Linked DNA regions of Mus musculus: regions 1 and 2 are each linked to region 3. Evidence: chromatin loops called from intact Hi-C (ENCODE). Cell type or tissue: gastrocnemius. All regions are shown on one strand.

Evidence for each region. Peaks named below come from ENCODE experiments on the same cell type or tissue, not always from the same donor. Only the 100,000 strongest peaks of a DNase experiment are listed, where the experiment ranks them.
Region 1: it touches region 3 in a loop (3-fold over the local background); 8 of 42 quality-filtered maps call a loop at or near these places.
Region 2: it touches region 3 in a loop (3-fold over the local background); 7 of 42 quality-filtered maps call a loop at or near these places.

What each region holds. Positions count from the first base shown.
Region 1 is chr11:22,311,478-22,319,477 of GRCm38, forward strand. No RefSeq gene overlaps it. Among named protein-coding and RNA genes, the nearest start is that of Ehbp1, 29 kb to the left of the region's middle. In gastrocnemius, a CTCF peak has its summit at 4,509 (motif pointing right); no DNase peak of the experiment used is centred here.
Region 2 is chr11:22,433,257-22,441,256 of GRCm38, forward strand. All of the region lies in intron 2 of Gm39609 (a long non-coding RNA gene), which reads right to left. Among named protein-coding and RNA genes, the nearest start is that of Gm39609, 6.1 kb to the right of the region's middle. In gastrocnemius, a CTCF peak has its summit at 4,515 (motif pointing left); DNase peaks (open chromatin) are centred at 4,504, 4,834, 5,605 and 7,515; H3K4me3 peaks cover 887 bases; H3K27ac peaks cover 4,679 bases.
Region 3 is chr11:22,613,571-22,621,570 of GRCm38, forward strand. It overlaps Gm12052 (predicted gene 12052), which reads left to right. Exons shown (of 5, transcript NR_166746.1): 3 at 2,831-2,919; 4 at 3,787-4,260; 5 at 4,751-4,922. Among named protein-coding and RNA genes, the nearest start is that of Gm12052, 5.9 kb to the left of the region's middle. In gastrocnemius, a CTCF peak has its summit at 4,215 (motif pointing left); DNase peaks (open chromatin) are centred at 133, 4,192 and 7,940; H3K4me3 peaks cover 675 bases; H3K27ac peaks cover 1,366 bases.

The sequences.
Region 1 (8,000 bases), 300 kb before region 3:
GTTTTGTGATGGATTATATGGTCAATTTTGGAGAAGGTACCTTGAGGTACTGAGAAGAAGGTATATTCTTTTGCTTTAGGATGACATGTTCTATAAATATCTGCTTGATCCATTTGGTTCATAACTTCTGTTAGTTTCACTGTGTCTCTGTTTACTTTCTGTTTCCATGATCTATCCATTGATGAGAGTGGGGTGTCGAAGTCTCCTATTATTATTGTGTGGGATGTGATGTGTGCTTTGAGCTTAATAAAGTTTCTTTTATGAATGTGGGTGCCCTTGCATTTGGAGCATAGATGTTCAGAATTCAGAGTTCATCTTAGTAGATTTTTCCTTTGACCAGGATGAAGTGTCCTTCCTTTCCTTTTTGACAATTTTTGGTTGAAAGTTGATTTTATCTAATATTGGAATGGCTACCCCAGCTTGTTTCTTAGGACCATTTGCTTGGAAAATTGTTTTCCAACATTTTACTCTGAGGTACTGTTTGTCTTTGTCACTGAAGTACATTTCCTATATGCAGCAAAATGCTGAGTCTTGTTTTTGTATCCAGTCTGTTAGTCTATGTCTTTTGGTGGGGAACTGAGTCTATTAATGTTAAGAGATATTAAGAAAAAGTGATTTCTACTTCCTGTTATTTTTGTTGTTAGAAGTGGAATTATGTTTTTTGTAGTTATCTTCTTTTGGATTTGTTGAAAGATTACTTTCTTGCTTTTTCTAGGGTGTAGTTTCCCTCCTGTGTTGATGATTTCCATCTATTATCCTTTGTAGGGCTGGATTTATAGAAAGACACTATGTTAATTTGGTTTTTTATGGAACATCTTGGTTTCTCCATCTATGTTATTTGAGAATTTTGCTGGGTATAGTAGCCTGGGCTGGCATTTGTGTTCTCTTAGGGTCTGTATGACATCTGCCCAGGATCTTCTAGCTTTCATTGTCTTTGGTGAAAAGTCTGGTGTAATTCTGATAGGGATGCCTTTATATGTTACTTGACCTTTTTGCCTTACTGCTTTTAATATTCTTTCTTTGTTTAGTGCATTTGATGTTTTGATTATTATGTGACAGGAGGAATTTCTTTTCTGGTCTGGTATTTGGAGTTCTGTAGGCATCTTGTATGTTCATGGACATCTTTCTTTAGGTTAGGGAAGTTTTCTTTTATAATTTTGTTGAAAATATTTACTGGCCCTTTAAGTTGGGAATCTTCCCTCTCTTCTATACCTATTATCCTTAGGTCTCTTCTTCTCATTGTGTCCTGGATTTCTTATATGTTTTGGGTTAGGAGCTTTTTGCTTTTTGCATTTTCATTGACTGTTGTGTCAGTGTTTTCTATGGTATCTTCTGCACTTGAGATTTTGTCTTCTATCTCTTCTATTCTGTTAGTGATGTTTGTATCTATGACTCCTGATCTCTCCTAGGTTTTCTAGCTCCAGGGTTGTCTCCCTTTGTGATTTCTTCCTTGTTTCTATTTCCATTTTTAGGTCTTGGATGGTTTTGTTCCTTTTCTTCACCTGTTTGATTGTGTTTTCCTGTAATTCTTTAAGGGATTTGTATGTTTTGTCTTTAAGGGCTTCTAGCTGTTTACCTGTGTTCGCCTGTATTTCTTTAAGGGAGTTATTTATGTCCTTCTTAAAGTCCTCTATCACCATCATGAAAAGTGATTTTAGATCCAAATCTTTTCTGGTATGATGGTGTATCCAGGACTTGCTATGGTGGAAAAATTGGGTCCTTATGATGCCAAGTAACCATGGTTTCTGTTACTTAGATTATCTCTAGTGCTACCTGTTCTTGCTATATCTGACTGAAGCCTGTCCTTACTGTGATGCTGGTTGTGTCAGAACTCTTCAGAGTTCAGCTGTCTTTGTGATCCTGTGATTCTGTGATCCTGTGATCCTGAGATCCTGGGTGTGTCAGTGCTCCTGGGAGTCAAGCTGCCTCTGGGACCCTGAGATCTTGGTGTGACCAAGCTCCTGTGATTCTGTGGTCCTGGGCATGTTAGAGCACCTGGGAGTGGCGCTTCCTCTGGGTGTTGTGGGACTGGTTGCAGAGTTTGTGCCCAAGGTCTGACTCAGATGGAAAAGAACCCATGCTCAACTTGTGTGTTTCTTATAGTAGTAGACAGCTGACTAGCATACAGTCTAAGACAAAACTAAGAGATATGTGTCTTAGTCAGGGTTTCTATTCCTGCACAAACATCATGACCAAGAAGCAAGTTGGGGAGGAAAGGGTTTATTCAGCTTTCACTTCCACATTGCTGTTCATCACCAAAGGAAGTCAGGACTGGAACTCAAGCAGGTCAGGAAGCAGGAGCTGATGCAGAAGCCATGGAGGGATGTTCTTTACTGGCTTGTTTCCCCTGGCTTGCTCAGCCTGCTCTCTTATAGAACCAAGACTACCAGCCCAGAGATGGCACCACCCACAAAGGGACTTCCTCCCTTGATCACTAATTGAGAAAATGCCTTACAGCTGGATCTCGTGGAGGCATTTCCTCAACTGAAGCTCCTTTCTCTGTGATAACTCCAGCCTGTGTCAAGTTGACACAGATCTAGCCAGTACAATATGATAACCAAGGGTCATCAAAAAGAGAAATGAATAGGGGAAGGCTTTTAAAGTCTTGATTTTTGTATGATCTTCTGTTTTGAAAGTGTGCTAGAACCAATCATCTCTCCCATCCCCTTGCTTCCTTCAAGCCGTTCCATGCATCCTACCCCTCCCCCCTCTCTTTCAAATTCAAGGCCTCTTTTTCTCTGTTTACATAATCCTAAATACCTAAATACAACCTGCTCGGTCTATAGTGTTATCTATATGTATACGACCTCAAGGCTGTCAACTTGGAATTGGATAGCCAGTTGAGGGGGCTCTTCCTTAGGGGAGACCGTTTGGGGAAAATTTTTTTTTCCACTTTTTAAAAATTTTTACTTCATGTAAATATTTATCAACTGTCTCAAAGTTCTAAAGACTCAAGTTATCTGTGACAAAGCACAGGAGAGGAGGAGCTTCAGGTAACTGGGTTACTGTTGCAAGCCAAATGTTATCTCAGGAATGTATGACTTCACTCATTGAAGGAAGAGAGACATACATATGACTCTCAGGAGACATATAACATGATAAATGTGACACACACTCACACAGTGTATTTCAAGTCTGCGCAATACTAGCAGATTTATATTTGAACCAATGTAATTCTAGGACTCTAGGTGGAATTATTATAAAAGAAGGTTCTTTCTTAGAGACCATTCTTTTGCCAAGGACTCTGATGCAGCAAGTCCACCTGATAACAGAGATTAATAGGAAAACACAAATGTTCAGGCAGAGAAAGACATGCTTGAGTTGTTTCATCTGAACATTGGTGGGGGAGATCTAACAACCAACTTCCAACTCTAATTTTGTAATTTTAAAAAGCAGCTGTGTTTAATAAATAGTTACATAAAAGGACAATTTAAAAAGAGGTTTTGAATGTTTCTCCCAGGGCTCGAGGATGGCTCGGTGGTTAAGAGCACTGATTGCTCTCACAGAGGTCCTCAGTTCAATTCCCAGCAACCATATGGTGGCTCACAACCATCTGTAATGGAATTGGATACCCTCTTCTAGTGTGTCTGAAGACAGTAACAGTGTACTCATATACACAAAATAAATAAGTCTTTAAAGCAAAAGTTTTTCCCAGGGATGGAGAAATGGCTCAGTGGTTAAGAACACTCCCTGCTACTCCAGAGGACCTAAGTTCAATTCCCAGCACCCACATGACAGCTCACAACTGTCCTTACAAACATGTAGGCAAAACTTCAATACATATAAAATAAAAATAGACGAAAAAATGTGAGAAAACAAAACAAAATATTTCTCCCAAATGGTCTTCCCTGGGGAAGGGCCCCCTCAACTGGCTATCGAATTCTAAGTTGTTGGCCCTGAGATCATATACATATAGATAACATTATAGGCTGAGCAGGTTGTATTTAGGTATTTAGGATTGTATAAACAGAGAAAAGGAGGCCTTGAATCTGAAAGAGAGCAAGGGGGATGCATGGAAAAGCTGGAAGGAAGGAACGAAGGGAACAGAAGAGATGACCAATTCTAGCACACTTTCAAAACAGAAGATTATACAAAAAGCAAGACTTAAAAAGCCTTCCTCTGTTTGTTTCTCTTTTTGATAACCTCTGGTTTTTGTTGCTTAATAAAGTTTATTTTTCCATGGTTTGGGATATTTTTAATGACTCTTGTCAGGCTTTAATTTCTGATTGATTAAAAATTGAAAGTTTTTAGTCAGAATTTCCAAGATGAGTAAAACGGCTGAACAGGGGCTTTTAGGAAAATGGAAGATACTGTTGTTACAACATGTGCTCATTCCCAATTCATATATAGCTAAACAGTCTTGAGATAACTGAATTTTCTGGAAGCAGGCCAAAATATATTCTTCTTTTTCTTTGTAAATCTTTTCTTGTGTATGAAAAGCCTGCATGAACTTGTATGTGCTGTGTGTGTGTGGTGGTGGTGGTGGTGGGGTGCTTGTAGAGGCCAGAAGAGGGCATCAGATCCCCTGAACTGAAGTTACAGGTGAATGCCTGCTGCCTGGTAAGGTTGCTGGAAACCAAGCCAGTTTTTGGCAAGAATGGTAAGCACTTGTTCATAACCACTGAGCCATCTCTCCAGCCCCCAAATACAATATCCTAACACTAAAATGTAAAGAACTAGGTTTTTCTAGGCTCAGAACCTTAAGGTATAGGTTCTGCGTGTTTCTTGGATCCTAACTTTGCATCCTGTAAACAGCACTTATGTTTATCACCATTCCACTGGTTCCTCTGTAAAATTAAACTGTCCTGTCTCCATCTTATGCTTAAAAGCCATCTAATAGTAAAGACAAATTAGGTTCACTCCTGTTTATGATTAAACATCTACTTCTCAAGGATTGGGCTGTGTACCACCTATACCCTTAACCACAAACAGTTCTGTTCCAGAAAACAGCAGCCACGCCATTGTCTCATAGGTTACAGTGACCACCTATAACCACCTGTTATGACTACCTTGTTAGCAGGGAGAAGCCTAGTTCCTCACAAATTGCAAAGCCAGTACGCTCTTATTGAACTGTCTATCACTAGACCTTTGAAAATATAAAACAGAAAATAATCACATGTACAGCATTCTTTTCATTTGAATTTGTGTCATGTACAAAGGCACTAATGTATCCAGTTTGTATTTCAAATTGGCTGAAATCAGCCAGAAAATTCCAAATACCAATGGTTTCTAATTGGGTTCCTTTTTAGGAGAACGTAGGATCTGTCCTTTGAAATCAATTTTCAGTGGAACTCAAATTTCTTTTTCAGACTATCCCAGGTTCATAACTTGAACAAATAACATAACACAATATAACATAACATAACATAACATAACATAACATAACATAAACAAATCTTAATGTTTGGCTTAGACACTTGCTGAAAGAATATTTGAGCAACCCCAAAGTTTAAAACATTGATTATGGTGGTTGGTATATGCCTTGTAAACTCAGCCCCCAATAGAACTGTGGGGAAGAGAGATTGTGAGTTCAAAATTAACCTGAATTGTGTGTATACATAAAGCCTGAATTTAAAAAAAAATTATTTATAATGAAAATCCTATTAAATCACACAACCCTGACTATTACAGTTTTATATATGGCTTTATAGTTGGATATCATTTGTCTCACTACCTTATAATTATTTAGGATTAATTCAAAATTCTATTCTTAAAAATACAAACCAAGTATAATGTCACATGTCTATAATCCTAACATTCTAGAACCTAAAGCAAGGAGATTGAAATTTTATGCTACCCTGGTGAATTTAGCAAGATCCTGTTTACAAAAATGCAGAAGGGGCTGGAGGTTTATCCCTAGGCTCAGACATCAGGCCTAAAGGTACAAATAAGTCAATAACAACTCACACACTCTCTCTTCTCTCCCCAGATGGGCTTTTCTGCTACTCCAAAAGGCCCCATTCACAAAAAACTAAACTAACATTGAGTGTTGTAACTGGACAACTTTCAGAATTTTTTACATGCCTAAAAGATGTCCATCTGCTTCTGGGCAAGATATCACCCAAACTTGAAATATTATATACAGCCCACTGTGGTCAGAAGGCAGATTTATCACAGTCTTACTTAAGTCAGAAACCTTTCAAAATATCCATGAAAACTATGTAAAACAAAAAGTACAGAAGGTTACAAATCTTCAATTGTTGCTCACTTCCCAAAGCTCCAACACCTACTGCTTGTTTAGTAATAACTATAAATGTTTTCTGTGTATACTTTATCATTCATTCATTAAGAATTAAAAACTCAGTTTAAATATATGAATAGGTAAATATATAACAAAATGTTTTATTAGGAAGTCCTTCGGTTTTGGTAATACATAACGGGATCCTAAAACAACCAGGTTTGGGCTTATTAGCAAAAGGGATTTGTAAAGATTATCTCAATAATATAGGTTTTCTTCTTCAGGAAGATATAGCCAAATAGATGCTAAATCTTTCCCTTTTCTTTTTTATTCCCTTGAAAGTCAGTGTCTTTCCCTCTGAGGTCACGTGTACACTCATTCTTACAGCTCACTGAGGAGGCCTTGAGATCTCTATGCTTCTTGGCTGTCTCTGACTTGAGTTTAATTTCATTTCAAATTCCTTTTAAATTCTCTAATACTGCAGTGACTTGATGACTATTAAAATGATGGGTTTCCAGTGATTCAGATACAAATATCCTCTGGGACTGCTGGGTTATGAGTTATGTACGTGGTTAGTTAAAGTGACCTCAGTACTCACACCAGCGCCCTCCATGAGTCAGAGCCAGAGCAGTCATTCTGAACCCACACTGGGCCCTGTATCATTATTTTTTTTTAATGTGGAATAATAAAATTTCTAGTTTGTGGAAATTATTTTTAAATGGTCATATATCGATTGTCCACTTTCAGAAGTGATTTGTTTCTTATGCTTTTGCTGTGAAAATGGCTGGTCTCTCAGTTTGTCGCTGTGATAAAATACTCTTGCAAAAGCATCCCAAGAGGGAACAAGAAGTTGTTTCAGTTCACTGTTAAAGGTCCAACACTGAGAGGGAAATCACAAGCAGGAGCCTGAGGCAGTCACATTAGGTCTGTGCTCAGACACAGGGAGTAATGTAATGTATATATAGTAGCGCTTAGCTCATTCCTTTCACATTTTTAAATTGTCTACAATGTGGCCTAAGAAATACTTCCACCTATAGTGGTCAGCACTTGTCATTTCAATTAACATAATCCAGACAATCTCTCACAGACATTCCCAGATGGTACCAGGTAATTCTGACTTCGGATCAAGCTGACAATTTAGCCATTGCAATCTGCATTTGGGAGGAAACTCACTGGATGGGAGGAAAGACTCAGTGAAATATAGAGTGAAGCAATGTGTGTGATATAAAAGGTATTTGAAAAGGCATGTATCCTTTATTTCTGCCTCTTCTGAGGACAGCATATTATTGATTATCTTAATTTACTGGTACATGCTTTTAGTCCCAGAGCTGTGAGGAAGAGGTAGGAGGATCTTTGAATTCAAGAAATTCAAGGCCAACCTGGTCTACAGAGGAAGTTCAAGTCCAGGAGCTACATAACAAGACTCTATCTCCATGAATAAATAAATAAACCAGTGTAAGAGAGAAGATAGTGTTAGTCTTTTGTGCTATCTGGTATGTCTAATTTATAAATCCAATAGCAAATTACCTTCTTCACTAATTTGTTTTCAAGCTAAAAATCAGAGCCTGAAAGAGAACATTTCTTTAAAAACCCACTATTCTCCACTTCTCTTGAAATTAAGTTCCAAAGAAAAAGAATCTATTAAGTCCCAGTCTTCTTTGCAAGGTGGGTGCCTCTAAGATTTCATAACCCATAACATCATCTATCCTATCAGCTCATTTCTCAGGGCATCATCTACCTATCAGCTCATGTGGAGACTTTGGCAGTAACTGAGTCTCTGGCTGGCTGTCCTTCCTTGAGCCTATTTAGCTATATGCTGCAT
Region 2 (8,000 bases), 180 kb before region 3:
CTTGAGCCTTATTTATAATTTCTAAAAGACCTTTAGGAAACTCAATGGGCCAGGTCATAAAACAATTCTGGGGAACACAGGACTCTATAGTCAGGCCACGTGGCAATGCTGCAGTGAGTCTGGCGTGAAGTCAGCTACAGTGCTCAGACTACAGGGACACTCTTCACCTTCCAGCTTGTCTCCAGCTCTCAGGTGTAAACTTAGAGGAAAGTCCGGTAATGTGAAATGAGTGTCCTCGATGATCATGAAGCAAGAACTTCACCAGAAAATTATCATGTAGCAGATCTGACCTACGCATGCTCAGGCAAGCATCCATATTTAAGGTTGATGAGAAGGTTAAACAGCACTGAAACCTGGCTTGAAGGCCAATATGTCTATTGTGGAGGTTCATTCACCTGTCTGACTCCAACTGCCTTCTATATCCCCTGATAGCTCTCCTCAAATTTCTGTTTATCATCACCATGGGAACTGTCTTTGCATCTCTCTTCTGTGTTGGATCATGTATCAAGGTATAGGCTCCATAATTTGCAAAGTAAAAATGCAGGGTCCCTTTCCTTAAATTTTAAGCATTTTAAGACAGTGTCATAAAGCACTAAACAAAGTATAGGACCTTCCTATGTGTGGGATCCTATGTGATGACATAAGTTGTTTTGAACTTGGGTCAGAGAGTTTCTTCCCGGTGGCAAAATCTCAGATGTAAATGCTTTTACTTCTACTGCTCAAATTTTGTTACAAGGTCAAGCTTGAGTGAAGTGCCCTTTCCTATGGCCTTGCCTCCTAAAACGTACCTCAAAAGGACCCCTTTGGAAGACACAATGAACCTCCTAATTAGTGGCAGATAATAACTTGTTGTATTCAAGTACACCCCTATGATAGGTCTCAAAGCAGGAACAAATTGGCTGAGGTGCCTATTACACGTATCAAAGTGGACCTGGCTCCCAGGTTGTCCCTCAGTCCCTACATGTTACAGGGTATGGCTGACATACCCTGCCCCCTACTCTTAACTTCAGCCCAGGGACTAAGCCGTCATTTCCCAAGCTGCCTTTCCCTTATAATTCAAGCATTTTGGTTACCTGGCCAGAAGAGGCCAGAAGAGGCCAGGTAACCAACCTTTACCCTCTTGGCCAGTCTCTTGGCCCAGGCTACCTCTCTTTGTTGATCCTCTCTCCTCTGCTCCCCATGCTGTGGCACAGCTCTGTCTGGACATGTTCACTCTGGACTCTCCCTCATTTTTATCTACAATAAACCTTCTCCTCCATCATACCTATGAGCAGTCATGTTCTTCCTTTTTTGTTTCTTTTTCATTCACCTGTGTTCACCTTAGTATCACATTAGTCCTTCGCCAAGCTCATTTGGCATTTACACTTCTCCGCAGCTAAGAGAGATTAGTAGGGATGCTGACAGAACACATACTCCCACTTGCTGTACTTACAACTTTACTATTTGGTGGAAAAGACAAGAAAAGGAGAGCTCTTATAATGTGGGGCACATGGGTTCACAAAGAAGGTATCTCTAAATGAAATAGGACCAGTTAATAATGACAATAATTTCAAGGATTGGGTAGCTTTAAATTAGACATTTAGAAGCTTTTTTGAAGAAGAAAAAAAAAAGCATTAACTCCTTACTTGGTCCACAAGGCTAACAACACAGAGTTGTCACTGGCCTTAACCTATATTCACCTTGGATTCTAGAAAGAGCAAAATTCCACAGGACAAACTCACCTCTCCTACCGTGAGGATATTTACCTACAGGGTGAGACTGCTATCTGGGCACAGGAGTCATCTTGTAGCAAGCACCATGCTCCCTTGAGGATGACTGGTGAAGAGACTTAACAATTCATGGACCACCTTCAGTGGTGGGCAGGATGGGGTGGTATCTCGACTAGGACTGCTTGATTATGTTCACCTCTCTCCCTTTACTTAAATCGAGTGGATGTCAGCATCCCAAAGATGGACTAGGCTCACTGGACCCCTTTATCTCTTCTTCCCAGTGTGGACACAGTGAATACATCTTTTCACAGCTCCTTGACTAGAAAGTGGGGACAGGTAGCTAGGCATGCCTGTTAGGATGGCTAGAGGTGAGAAAAGCTCTTGTACTGTGGTGGTTTGAATATGTCTAGACTATGGGAAGTGCCACTATTAGGAGGTGTGGCCTTGTTGGAGTAGGTGTAGCCTTGTTGAAGGAAGTATATCACTGTGGGGGTGAGCTTTGAGGTCCTGTGCTCAGACCCCACCCAGTATGTGGAAGAGAATCTCCTACTGCTGCCTTTGGATCAAGATGTAGAACTCTTGGATCCTCCAGCACTGTGTCTGGCTAGATGGTGCCAAAGTCAGCCCCAACTTTAGCAATCAATCAGGTGAAAAGAGGCCTCTGAGCAAAAGCCACTAGTAGCTATCTGGAGAATGGAAGGGAAGGATGGGATGGATGGATGTTCCCACATCGCTGCCTCTGCCCTAGCTTTCCACTGCTATTTTGTAAGGAAGAAGTGTTTGATGATTGGCTTATCAGAGGCAGGAAAATCTGAAAGCTATGGCAACATACCACTACATATAGTACAGAATTTAACTGTATGAGAGTTCTTGAACTCTGAACAAAGAGAGAAATCCTTCCTGTCCTTTATGACTCCAAGTAACTAGGGTCTTAACAGAGAAATCATGTGTATGTGACCCTGTGACATGCAGAATTCTCTTAAGGAACCCCATAAGATGATGTGTTCCTGATTTGCTCATATAAGAGGTTCTCATAAATGTCTTATTCCATACCTGAACTACTAGTTTCCTTTCTAGTTGTTTGTATCAGGACCTCCAAAACCTGTGACATCACATAAGCGAGACATGCAGACCTGTTGCCAAGGCAACAGCCACCATATTCCCAGAATCCACTTGGCTCACTTCCCACCTTTACCTGTGTTACATTATCACCTATACATAAAGAAAGCCCCCCCCCCAATCTCTCTTTCTCTCTTTCCCCCTTCTCTGCCACCACCTTGCTCCTCTCTCTACCAATAAACCTCACATGGAACTGTGTGGCCTGGTGTGGTCCTTCTGAAGCCCCGAGACATTCAAGATCACAACACTAGTCGCTGTGATAAAATACCCTGAAAAGGCCACTGAGTGAGGAAGGGTTCATCTTAGTTCACAGTTCCATGTTATATGGTGATTGCTACAGGGAAGTCACGGCAGTGAGAACTTAAAATAGTTGATTATGTCATATCCACAACCAAGAGCAGAGAGAAATGGATGCATATATATACTCTCTGCTTATCTTCTCCTTGTTTGTACAACCCAAAGCCTAGAGACAGGAAAGAGTGTCACCCACACACCATTTAGGCTGGGCCTTCACACATCAATCCCCCAATCTGATGGATAGATAGTCCCTCATTAAGACCCCCTTCCCAGGTGATTCTCCATTGCATCCAATTAGTATTTAACCATCACAGGGACACCATATACCTTTGGAGGTGGCTCTCTAAGGCATGAGAGGAGCTATCTGCCATTGGTAATACTCTAAGAAAGACTCTGACCCAAATTTTCCTCTAGCATTGATCCCTGTTTCAGCCACCAAATTAAGTCTCTAACCAAATGAGTCTGAAGACAGCAGGGGCCAAACAAAAGCAATGTTATATAGACTTTCTGAAGAAACTGAGAAGCAAACCTAGAAGTGCTTCGTTTTTACATTTTTCTAAAACCTTTTTTTTTTTTTAATCACTGTTTTTGAAATGTCTAATTTGAAATGTGTGAGTGTGAACATTTGGGGGCTTGAAGTTTTGCCTATAACGGATGTTCCCACTTTCTTTTCTCTCTCTCTCTCCTCTCTCTCTCTCTCTCTCTCTCTCTTTTCTCTGTTGTTGTTGTTTCCTCTTTAGCTGCTGACTTTTTAAAGTTGGTTTTTTTTTTCATTTTTCTTTATTGCACATGCTCACATGCATGACTTTCAATATCAGCTACCTTTCCTTGATCAATCTTCCATTGCTTCTGGAGCTAGGATCTCTCATTGAACCTGTAGCTCTCCCATTTGCCCAGCCAGGCTGGCCAATGAGCTTCAGAAATCCACCTATCTCTACCCAAACCCCAAGGCTGGGGTCACAGGCACTCAGCAGCACACTGGATTAATCTGTTTCTCAAGAATAATTTGGATTCAGCTGTCTATCATGATACATTCAGTACTGTTAACAAATGTGTTTTCATAGGTGGATAATGAACAAAGAAACAATTTAGGGTTTCTTTCTGGGTCTTTGCTAAGAATAAAGTGATTAAGAGTTTAAATCCCAGCTGACACAGGCAGTTCTATATTCAGTCAACACGAATTTGTTCTTTGTTTGATGAGGGAAACTACAGGAAAAGCTTGGAGTACTCTGTTCTTGCCGTTCCTTGTGGTGTTTACACAGCCCCAGAGCCAGAGGCAGCAGGAGTGAGTCAGACAGCAGTCGCCTATCACGTGCTGAGCATTACAGGACAGTCTGACTGGGGACAAGGCTGCTGGAACTCCACCACCTGCTGGACAGACCAGAGGGAACAGCAAAGAAACGACCCAAAACTGCCAGTTGACAGCAACTGGTCCTCTGAGGAAAGGATTTTCACTTCAACCAGGACATTTTTCTCCTTCTTGCGTGAGAAGTATTCCACCACACGTAATCTAGGGGAAGCGGAGAATGGGGCGGTCTTCAGCTACCAACAGCAGCAGAAAACCTCCCATATTTTTCAAGCATGACAGAGGAAAGGTTAGAATGGACTTTAACCAGTAGGTCCCTGGTGCCTGCCAATGCTCTGCAAATATAACCCACACACACTGCCAATATTAATTCAGCAACAGTTTTTTTGAGTAGCTGATCCCTGTGGCAGCTGTGAACTGGGGCAGCCGCCAAGAGTACTGGAATTACCTGAGAGACATCCCAGAAGCCCAGGGAACAGTGCAAGGGTGGAGGTGGGCAAGCCCATTATTTAAAGGCTTAGCAGCTAAATTGGAAGATCTGTGACCCCCCATCCTTAGATTTAAAGGGACAACACAGACTAGCTAGGGATTCTGCTATTTAAAGGTATAAAAAGCCCCAAAACAGATATCCCAGGCTACTCATGGGAACATAACAATGTCATCTTTTAAATATTTTTCTTTCTGCCTGGGATGTGTGGGGCATACAAAGTGGAATCATAAAAATTAAAAAGTTACTCTAATCCCTTAGAATTCATAGCTTTCCCTTATTTTACCCTCCTGTGCCTGGAAATGGGTCTTTAACCTTCTTTACGAATGAAGGCACTGGCTCTTGGGGCTGCTCAAGGCTATCCAGTTAATAAGTGACAGAAATCACAGATCTAGGTCTGACCCTAAGCCAGTAACCTTTCTTGGTGCTTCACTTCCTTCACAGAGATGAGGTGAGTGTCCCTCCCACACTCTCAGCAAAGAGGCCCTGTCTAGATACAGAAATTACCTGCTGTGCCTGTAAGTGACTGCCTTCACTGCTTTTCTACCACAAGACATTGCTCACACTGTCCTCCTTATGCAATGGCTTGCTGTGACTGTGGAGTAGTTTTATTGTTTTGTTTTGATTTTGATTTTTTTTTTTTTCTGTTTGGGATCACACTGGCCAGCTGGCTCATGTTCAGACCAAGCCATCCAACTGTGCTTGACTGAGAGGCTGTAGTCCCCACTCAACAAACACTCTGAGGTTACTGTAGTCACTTAAGCCAAGGTTATCCAGTCAGTCTGTGGGTATTTAATAAGCACCACTACCTTCCTCTGGGCCAGCCTCTTCTCTCCTCCACCATATGTGTGGGGTTTCTCCAAACATGATTCAGATCTAGTCACTCCTCGCCTTAACAGCGCCCCTGCATCTTCGCAGTGAAGATAAGACTTGTCACTCAGGTCTGCCCATGTGGCTCTGGACTAGAAGTAAACTGAGATCCTGAATCAGAGCTCGTTTGTTTTGATAGAGCTTCGAGAGTAAAAACTTCTGCCTGCCTTGTCTGTGCAAATCACGAGAGCCTAGGTCTCCTCCTCGCCCCAAGACAGGGAAGTGTAGGCCTACAGGGCCCTGACACCGCCAGCGTTCATGTGTTAAAGTTGGCTGTGAATTTCCTGGTGGCCAAGGGAAAAAGGAAAACAGACACATTATCTGCATTTTTGTTAACAGAAAAAATAAAACTTACAAAGCCTCTTACTTATGAGACAGTCTTAATATTTTTATGTTACTATTTTATATTCTTCACATCCTTAATTGTAAAATTACTACATATTTTTGCTACCAAAATCAAATAGCATAAATATCTACAGAACAAAATGTATACATTTCTCTTATCTAAATCTACTTCCCCTTCTCCAGGAGACAAAAATCCCTTGTCTTAGTCAGGGTTTCTATTCCTGCACAAACATCATGACCAAGAAGCAAGTTGGGGAGGATAGGGTTTATTCGGCTTACACTTCCATACTGCTGTTCATCACCAAAGGAAGTCAGGACTGGAACTCAAGCAGGTCAGAAAGCAGGAGATGATGCAGAGGCCATGGAGGGATGTTCTTTACTGGCTTGCTTCCCCTGGCTTGCTCAGCCTGCTCTCTTATAGAACCAAGGCTACCAGCCCAGAGATGGTCCCACCCACAAGGGGCCTTTCCCCCTTAATCACTAATTGAGAAAATGCCTGACAGTTGTATCTCATGGAGGCATTTCCTCAACTGAAGGTCCTTTCTCTGTGATAACTCCAGCTGTGTCAAGTTGACACAAAACTAGCCAGTACATCCCTATACAAATTATTTCTAGATTTTTGTTGTTTTCCAATTAGAACTATCACACAGCTGAGATAGAGTCCGGCTTTACCTGTTTGGTTACTAAAACCAACCCATGTTCTTCTGTGACCTCCATATTCACCTCACATGGTACCAAGGAAGACTTTATCAATATAAACACAATCTCTAGATTTCATTTTAATGTCTTTTTGGTATTTTGTTTCTCTCTTAAAGCTGTTCCTGCTTTTGAATCTTATAGTGAGCAAGCTGTGAAGACATTTTGAAGTGGAAAATTAAGGGTTCTTTGGAAAGTTGAAAAGTTAGTTTGCATGGTGTTTTGCTGGGGCAAACAACAGAAGTATTTTCCTGAAGTGGACACAGGTGAAAGGCTAAGGCAGACTTGTGGAGGAATGTTTAGCTGAAGCAGACACAGGGGAAAGAATGTTCTGCTAATGTGAAAGGACATGTGATAAAGGATTCTTCAATAACAACACACATGTATTGGTCTGCCTTACATTGCATAGTTGAGCTGTATTCATCAGGACTCCATAGAGAGAAATGCACCAAAAAACTTCTGGTGGTGTGTGGCAGTTTTGCTGCTTCTACGGACTAGGGCTGATTGGCAGAGTGATAGACACAAGTGCTGAGGAGAGACATGTGGAGGACATGTGATGTTGGGGGAGGGTATAAATAGGACTCTCAGGCAGTAATGAGGGCTGAGCAAGGCTTGCTCATAGAGCTAGCTGTGCAGCGATTGTGGGCCCTCATGTCTTTGCTGAGAGAGGCACAGCCAAGAACTTCTGGCATTCCTCCCAGTTCTTCCTGCTGATGTGTACCAAGGCTGAGGCCTGGCTATCTCTGCTTGATCATGTCACCACTGCTGCTAATCCAACTCTACTGAACTGCTGATTTCCAGACAAAACAGACAGTCATTGCTCCCCAAAACCATTTCTTAGAAGGTCCATTTCTCCATATTCTTTCTTCCCCACTACCTTTGGTAGGTGGTAGACTAAAAGGGAGGTTAAAATATTTAAGAACCATCATTAAAAATAGGTTTTGAAAAAAATTAAAGTTACAACACATTGATTTTTAGACTGGGAACTACAAGAACACATGGCTTATACATTTAAGAGTGATGAGTTAATTTCCAAAGAGTATGTGGATTCACCATCTCATCACTGGGGTCTGGACATTTTCCCACTCCCTTGCCAACCCTAGATTTTAGCAACCTTTTTCACTGTCTGGTACAAACCTTAAATTAATGTCTCCTAACTAGCTTGGCATGC
Region 3 (8,000 bases):
AGGGAATGGGGTGGTAAGGACTTCCCTTGTCTGTAGGTGGCCAATGGTCAGTCTGTCCTGTGGAATTTGTCTACGTGCTCTGGGCCTCCCACACCCGGAGGTGGCTGATGGTTAGTCCCCACCACCACCTACCCCCTGGGGTCTGAGGAATGTAATTAGCCTCTCCCTTCCAGAGAGGAGGGGTGCCTCTGTGCTCTATGACCTTTCTCTTCTAGGAAGGGAGGGGTCTGGTGGAATTTTCCAAAGTTCCTGAGCTGACCTCTTCAGGGCCAGATGGCCAGAGTGAGAACTCCAGGTGTCCACAGTCAGAGGAAACATCTTGAGGCCTGGGTAATGCTGCACCAGGAGTCGTCCTGTCCTGCCACTCCAGCTCAGCCATTACAAACAGTATCAGTTCTACCCAGCAGGTCCCAGACCTCCTGGATGAAACATGGAGCAAAAGTCTGGTTTCAAGCTTGCAGTTTGAATACTCCTGAGAGGCAGTGTAATGGTGGATCAGGTCCACGCCAGAGAGTGGGTTCCGGAGTTCTGGAATGAGGGTCATGTGTGTCTTAGCTAACAAATGCCCCAGATGACTATGGGTTGTCCCTCTGCTTGGGGACACACTTTAACCAGCAGTGGATTTGGTTACCTCTGGGGTCTTTCACAGATTTCCTTGATGAGGACAAGTTCCTTGATCTAGTAGAGGGGAAGTGACCATTTTTTTTTTTTCAGTGAACCCTTACCTGTTTGTGTGGGATAAGAGAGGCAAGGTTGCCTACTCCCATTGGCCAGTCACAGGTATGCAAAGAAGACTTCAGCCTCAGGGAACCAAAACAACCAACACTGGACATGGGAACCCCAGTGAACTGTGCTATCTGCTTGTGTTTAATGTCTACTTACCTGGATCTTCACCACCTGGGCCCTGGCCTGTTCATCTCACCTCCCAACCAAACCAAACATGCTCCTTTGAGCTTGTACCCTCAAAATACTTGGTGTTCTCCCAAATCCCGTTTAGTCCAACAGCAAGAGTCCTGATAGGAACTCATGAAGGAGAGAGATAGACACCACAGAGCCCAGCTCCACTCTGGGAAATCACACTCCTTAACCTTGACTCTGAATCTCACTGGAACCCACTGTGTGGGGCTTTTATCTCCCAAAGGTGTCTTCTGCCTCCACTACCTTGTTAGCCACTTTAATAAATATTTTCTGCAAGGCAAATACAAGGGCAAAATCTCTTGCCTTTGTTCTAAGTGCCTGATACCTAACAAGTACCCATTAAATTAAAAGTAGAACTATAAGACATATATGAGACAATATATCCAGTCCAAAAGGTCTAAAAATTGACTTACTGCTTTATATAAACCACCAATATTCTACATTGCTGACTGGTAGAGGCCATTAATTATTCTGTAAACAACACACCACAATATTATTTTCCAGCAATATTAAATTATTCACAGATTGGTATTGGATGATTTCTAAAGGCACACCAAAGATGAAGCATAAGTAGTAACAATTCTTACTGCAGTTAGGAATTCTTACTGATTCCACTTTTTCCCTAATCTTCAAATTGAGTGAGAATCTTCTATTATATAGCAAATATAATGAGACTATTATTTGGTGATCAGGGGAGAAAATTTTTCCAGAAAGATAGACAATACCACAATAATTGTGCGCACAGTTGGTAGTCATTAAGGAAGTGTGACTTAAGAAAGAGTCCCTAGAGGGATTCGTATATCTCACCAAAGAGAGTGCTAATGAGGGACCTTGATACATAGAAGAACAGGAGTGCAGGAGAGATCTATTCTACACCCGCGTGACAGGCTTTTCTACTAGGGAGAAGTCATAGGGCCTCAGGCTTTGATGCTAATGGTGCTACTTAGAACCATTGGTCCTGAAGTGGATCAGCAGCAGCCCACACTAACAGGACTTGACCTCAGGATAGCACTGTGGAATGGCAACCTTCAGGTCCACAGTACCTGTCACTGGACCATCTGATGGACTCCAAGCAACGTTTTAGAAGCAAGGTGAATAAAAATAAAAGAAGATACAGTGCCGTCCCCTGTTCAGGTGAGAAGCCCAGGATCCTCCAGGAAAGGAAACATAATGGTGAACTCTTTAGTATTATAGAAAGAGAGAGGGTTAGTGGATAAAGGTGATGGATGACTCTCAAACATTTGGACAAAATGTGGAAACACTGCGACAGAAAGAACCAAGAAGCTGGATGACTGAGAGACCAAAACTCAGCAGCCACCCTCACTGGTGGCTGTGCGTGGACTCCCTATCAATAGCTCATCTCAATTATAGCAAGCAAAGAAAACAAAAGCTCATCTGAACCAGGCAGTGGTGGCCATGCCTTTAATCCCAGCACTCGGGAGGCAGAGGCAGGCAGGTTTCTGAGTTCGAGGCCAGCCTGGTCTACAAAGTGAGTTCCAGGACAGCTAGGGCTACACAGAGAAACCCTGTCTCGGGGGGGGGGGGGGGGGGGGGAAGAAGCTCATCTGCTCATCACGTATAATATGTATACACCAATCATTTCTACACGCGTGTGTCATGAGAATTGAATGAGAACATTCCAGGGCAGTAAATGCTATTCCTAGCCTGGTGCACATAAATAAATAAACAAATAAACAAACAAATAAATAAATAAATAAAGTCTTTCCTGAGGCGAAAGTAAACAGGTTTTTTTTTTTTTTTTTTTTTTTTGACCTGGTTAATTACAGATACTTGTCTATGTTCTGTTGTGAATGTCAGCATTCAGTAACTTACCTTAACAATATCGAGCCTGTTGTTGCTGATTGTTAGTATTTTGGCTCTATGAGTTGTTTTGTTGCTTTGTTTGTCTTAGAGAGCTATTTCATCAGGACCTGAGAAAGCTTAGCCCTCAGAAGTGCTTATAGTGAGACCACACAATGACATGCAACATCACTCAGACTCGTGAGTATTCTCCATCCCCCTTTGGTTAGGAGCTTCCACGGATGACATAAAAAGGAAATTTAGCATTGCAGATGATCCTGTGAAACAAGTATATCTGGCAGTGTGGCAATTGTTTGAGGTACTAGAAAGTGTTAGTTAGCCCCGCTTTACTCTGTTACAAACATCTCTTGTAAAGGTGAAGAAAATGAGCTGAAGAACAAAGTCAACATTCCATAGACTGAGGTAGTCAGGAAACATGGTCAGGGAAATGGGGGACTCAGTTAGATGCAACCCAGGACAGCTAAGACGGGGCCTGGCTCTGCATGTCTTTGATTTGACCATGTCACCACAAAGAAATTCCAAAGAGACAAGCCTCCTAGACCAAGCTGATGCAGATTTCAGGCATACAGTAAAGGGCCATCCACCAAGGGTCTCTCTCAGGGCTGTCTTTGCTGCAGCACCGAATGCCCTACAGAGCTAGTATGCTGCAGCTTCCCAAAGTCAGGGTGGACCGGAAGACCCTCCCGCCCCTTTCAGACACATATTCTGCCTGATACAAAACAACCACTCAGTCCACGATACCTGTGTTGTTTTCCAACTATCTTAAAGATTTTCAATCAGAAATTCTACAAGCAAGAAAAACACATGACATTCCCAACTACGGAAATGTATATCCATACCACCATACACAAGTGTTTATAGCTACTTTTTATTCATCGTGAATAATGAATCTGCTTTAAAGACAGGCTGTTGAGTTCGAGACCAGAATTTAGTTTCTCCTTGTCTGCAGCATTCCATGCTGGCATCAAGAGGGCCTCCTTTAATTAGGAAGGACACAAGTGGAAAAGAACGTAATTGGGCTGAGGTTTTAATGCCTGGCTTTGCCAGGCTCTCTTACTGCAGACCCGAGGCACTGGCCCAAGCATTCCACCAGGCTCCACCCAAACCCACCAGCTGGACGAGGAACCACGGGACGTTAGAATCAGAGTAACTTTGGCCAACAATCTGAGACACTTGGGAGAAAATTCATTCTAAATCTAACAGCTTCCTGCTCTCAGGAAGGCCTCTGGGCTTCCGGTGCCTCTGGTCCTCCTTCCCGGCTCTTCTGTGGAGGCTAGCTTCCTCCAAGCTGACCCCGAGGGAGCCGCCTTCTCGTAGGTGGAAAGCGAAGAGAAGAGAGCGGGTAAGCAGTGGAGACACATTGGCTGTACTCAGGACCTGTACCAGAGGTGGCAGGAGGACACCACCGAGCCCTGCTCCACCCATCGCAGCCTCGAGACCCTCTGCGCGGGGATGCTGACCCCTGCTGGCCACCTGAGAGATTGCAGCGTGGCCGACTCCCAAGGGGCGGCAAGTGTAAGGGTAAGGGTAAGGAGATGGGGATGGGAAAGGGGTTGCTGTGTAGTAAGCGTGGGTGGTAGAAGACTAGGGCCAGGATGTTGGGCACCATCAGAGGCCCCTCCACCACCCGGTGGCTGCCCAAGTGCTGTCCGCTCCTCTTGTTTCTAGGAAAAAGAGTGAGAGGAGCCGTAAGGGCTATGGAGCCCAAATCAGCATGCCTCTAGGACCTACCTGAGCCTCCAGAAGACCCCTCAACAGGAACCGTTGTCCGAACCAACCAACTCCAAACCTAAACCTCAGAGGCCTCCTCATGCAGACAGATTGCTGACCTATCTCTGGGGTAGTCAGCTGAAATACCCCAGAGATATTCACGGCCTAATCCCAGGAAGTTTCTTTAAATGGCAAAAGAAACCTAGAGTGTGTTACCCTCGATTATTTAGGTAGATTCTACATGTAATCAGGTATATCACCAAAGGGGAAGTGAGGTAAAGGAATATTTATTTCACTACAGAACAGAAGGCAAGCCATCTTGCAGGAGGACCTGAGGAGAGAAGGAGAGAGTCAGGAGAGAACAGATTCCCTCTACAGTGCCCAGAGTCTCCCCTGACTGATTTGGACCCAATGAAATTCCAAACTCTGGTGTCAAGAACTTTAAAAGAATAAATGTGTGCTGTTTTGAGGTATTGAGTTTGTAGCTTTTTTAAAAAAGCAGCAGCACTGAGGTAATGTGTTGCTTCCCACTCAGTAGTGAGTTCTTAGAATTAAGTGGCTAATGAACAAGACAAACCCCATTTCCATCCCCAGGGAGTTTTATCTGCCATCTCCTGAGCTTTAAAATATTGCTGGCAAATTCTTAGATAGGGTAGCAGAGAAGACAAGGAACACATCAAAAAGACTAGCCCGTAGACATGCAACAAACAAACAAACAACAGCAACGAAGAACAGATTTCACACCTGCTGGGCAGCTACAGTCAAAGTGACAGGGGCAAGCAGTTTCTTGTTTGTTTGTTGTTGTTTGTTTATTTTGCTTTTTTGATGACTTGGAGAAGCCCAGTCCGCACACACTGTTGGAGGGACTCTATGGCATACCCAACCTGGAAAGTAGCTTGGCAATTTCTTTTAAAACTGAGCATACATAACCGGATCACTCGGCACTGTGTTCCCAGGAGTAGCTGCCAGGGATTGAAGCCATTAGAAGGTTCATTCGATCTAAACTCCACTGCGGGTGCTCGCACAGCGCACTCCTCGATACCTGCCTGTACTGGCTAGTTTTGTGTCAACTTGACACACCTGGAGTTATCACCGAGAAAGGAGCTTCAGTTGAGGAAATGCCTCCATGAGATCCAACTGTAAGGCATTTTCTCAATTAGTGATCAAGGGGGAAAGGCCCCTTGTGGGTGGGACCATCTCTGGGCTGGTAGTCTTGGTTCTATAAGAGAGCAGGCTGAGCAAGCCAGGGGAAGCAAGCCAGTAAGTAACATCCCTCCATGGCCTCTGCATCATCTCCTGCTTTCTGACCTGCTTGAGTTCCAGTCCTGACTTCCTTGGTGATGAACAGCAGTATGGAAGTGTAAGCTGAATAAACCCTTTCCTCCCCAATTTGCTTCTTGGTCATGATGTTTGTGCAGGAATAGAAACCCTGACTAAGACACTGCCCAAATGTTTTAGATTCACGAATGAAAGACACACACACACACACACACACACAGCCTCATTTTTAATATGCCCTAAGCAGCCAGGAGCTGGGTCACTACCCAGATGCTTACATGGCTGTACACTTCGTCTCCTGCAGCTCTTAGGCATGACTTTCCTGCTTCCCCATGGTTCCCTTGCCGGGAAAATCTAAGGTTCCCCCCTCTGTCTCCCTGTCCAGCCACTGGCCACTGGCAACTTTATTTACCAATTACAGCCAACTGTGGGCAAGGACCCTCAGAGTCTTACAGACAGACGTACAGGTTCCCATGTGATTTGGGAAACTGAATTAACACAAATAGCATTAGATCCAGTCCACAACAAGGATTCAACTGAGATAACTAAATACATGTATGTAAAACCACCTACACGAATATACATGCTTTGTACATAATAGCTACAGCCCAGAACCCATGGTCAACAGTGCATGGAAATGCAATGTATGTGAGTAGATTATTATCCACAAACCAAAAGGAACAGATCTCATACAGAATGCATAGACCACACTGGCTGAAAGACGCTGTACACAGAGGACTGAGTGTCACTTGATTCCACTTATCATAACCTGTTAAGATGCAAACCTAGCCAGGCTTGGTGGCACACACCCGGTATCAGGAAGCAGAGGCAGGGGCATTGTGATTTCAAGGCCAGCCAGCTCTGTATGAAAATGGTGTTACAGAATAGGCAAATCCACAGAGACAGAAAGATGGCCCATTGCCTGAGACCAGAGATGAGCCTAGGATTGGGGACCAGCCACAAGGGACAGAGGGTCAGTCTGAGGTGATGACTTTTAAAACCAGATTGTGTGGTGATTACACAGGACACTTAGAGCAAATACATCTTACTGTCCAAAAATTATACTTCAATTTTAAAAAGTCAACTCATCCCGTGGTAAGCCTTAAATCATACTTTAAGAGAGGCTCTTCAAAAAAAATATTCCAAAGCATTAAGTAGGACAGGAAGCCAAACAAGATGGGTTTCAGGGCAATAGCCCAACTCTTTTTTAGATCAATGTAGCAGTGATTTCCCCCACCAGCAACCCACTGGTGTAATGCTATCTTCACTTTGTTATTTCATTCATTCATTCTGTTTTATCTTTTCTTTTTTTCGTTTGTTTGTTTGTTTGTTTGTTTGTTTCTCGAGACAGGGTTTCTCTGTATAGCCCTGGCTGTCCTGCAACTCACTTTGTAGACCAGGCTGTCCTTGAACTCAGAAATCCACCTGCCTCTGCCTCTATTTTATCTTTTTGTGATACTGGGAATCAGACCAGACCCTCCCACATTTCTTACTTTTTGTTTTGAGGCTCAGGCTGTGCTTGAGTTGACCATCTTCCTGTGTCAGGGATCACAGGCCTGGGCCACCAGACTTGGCTCTATGCTGTCCTTTATGATCCAGAGAGACAAAGGAACAGAACTGTACATTGTTCACGTCCTACCTTGGCAAGAGCCCCAGCTGGAAGCCAGTACATGCCTCTTAATGCTGTAGTTCGTGCAATACTATATCTAGCCTGGTTCTTGAGCCTTCTTCAAGGCAGGCCTGGGACCTCACCCCAATCTAAAATACCTGGGTGTATCCAACTGGAGCAGTTGAGACACCACCCTGCATTCTTCTGTCTCTAGCCTACCCAGCCTGAAGTTGCTTGTATTGTAATGTTAAGTGCAGACCACCACCACCCCCACCACCCCCACCTAGAATCTACATATAGCCCTAATGACCCCAAGTTAATTCTGATTGGTGAATAAAGATGCCAACAGCCAATAGCTTGACAGTAGAGAAGTAGGTGGGGTTTAGGTTTCACAGGCTTGGCAGTAAAGGACTATGAAGAATTTAGAGCTTATTGTAAATATAAAGGCTGAGAGTGCGACTTTTACTGGGGAACTAGTTGGTTTAAGGTGGGGTTGAAACCATGGGCTTAGATTTTAAATGATTTTCTACAACAACCCAGCTCTTGCCTAGCTGCAGTTGGCCTTCTAAGCTGCTCCCTGGAGTGTCTGGATGCTGCGCAGGAAGCTGCTGGCACAAGGTCAGAGCTTATGTCGCCCGCCTTGTGTCTCCAAAGCCCTTAAAGC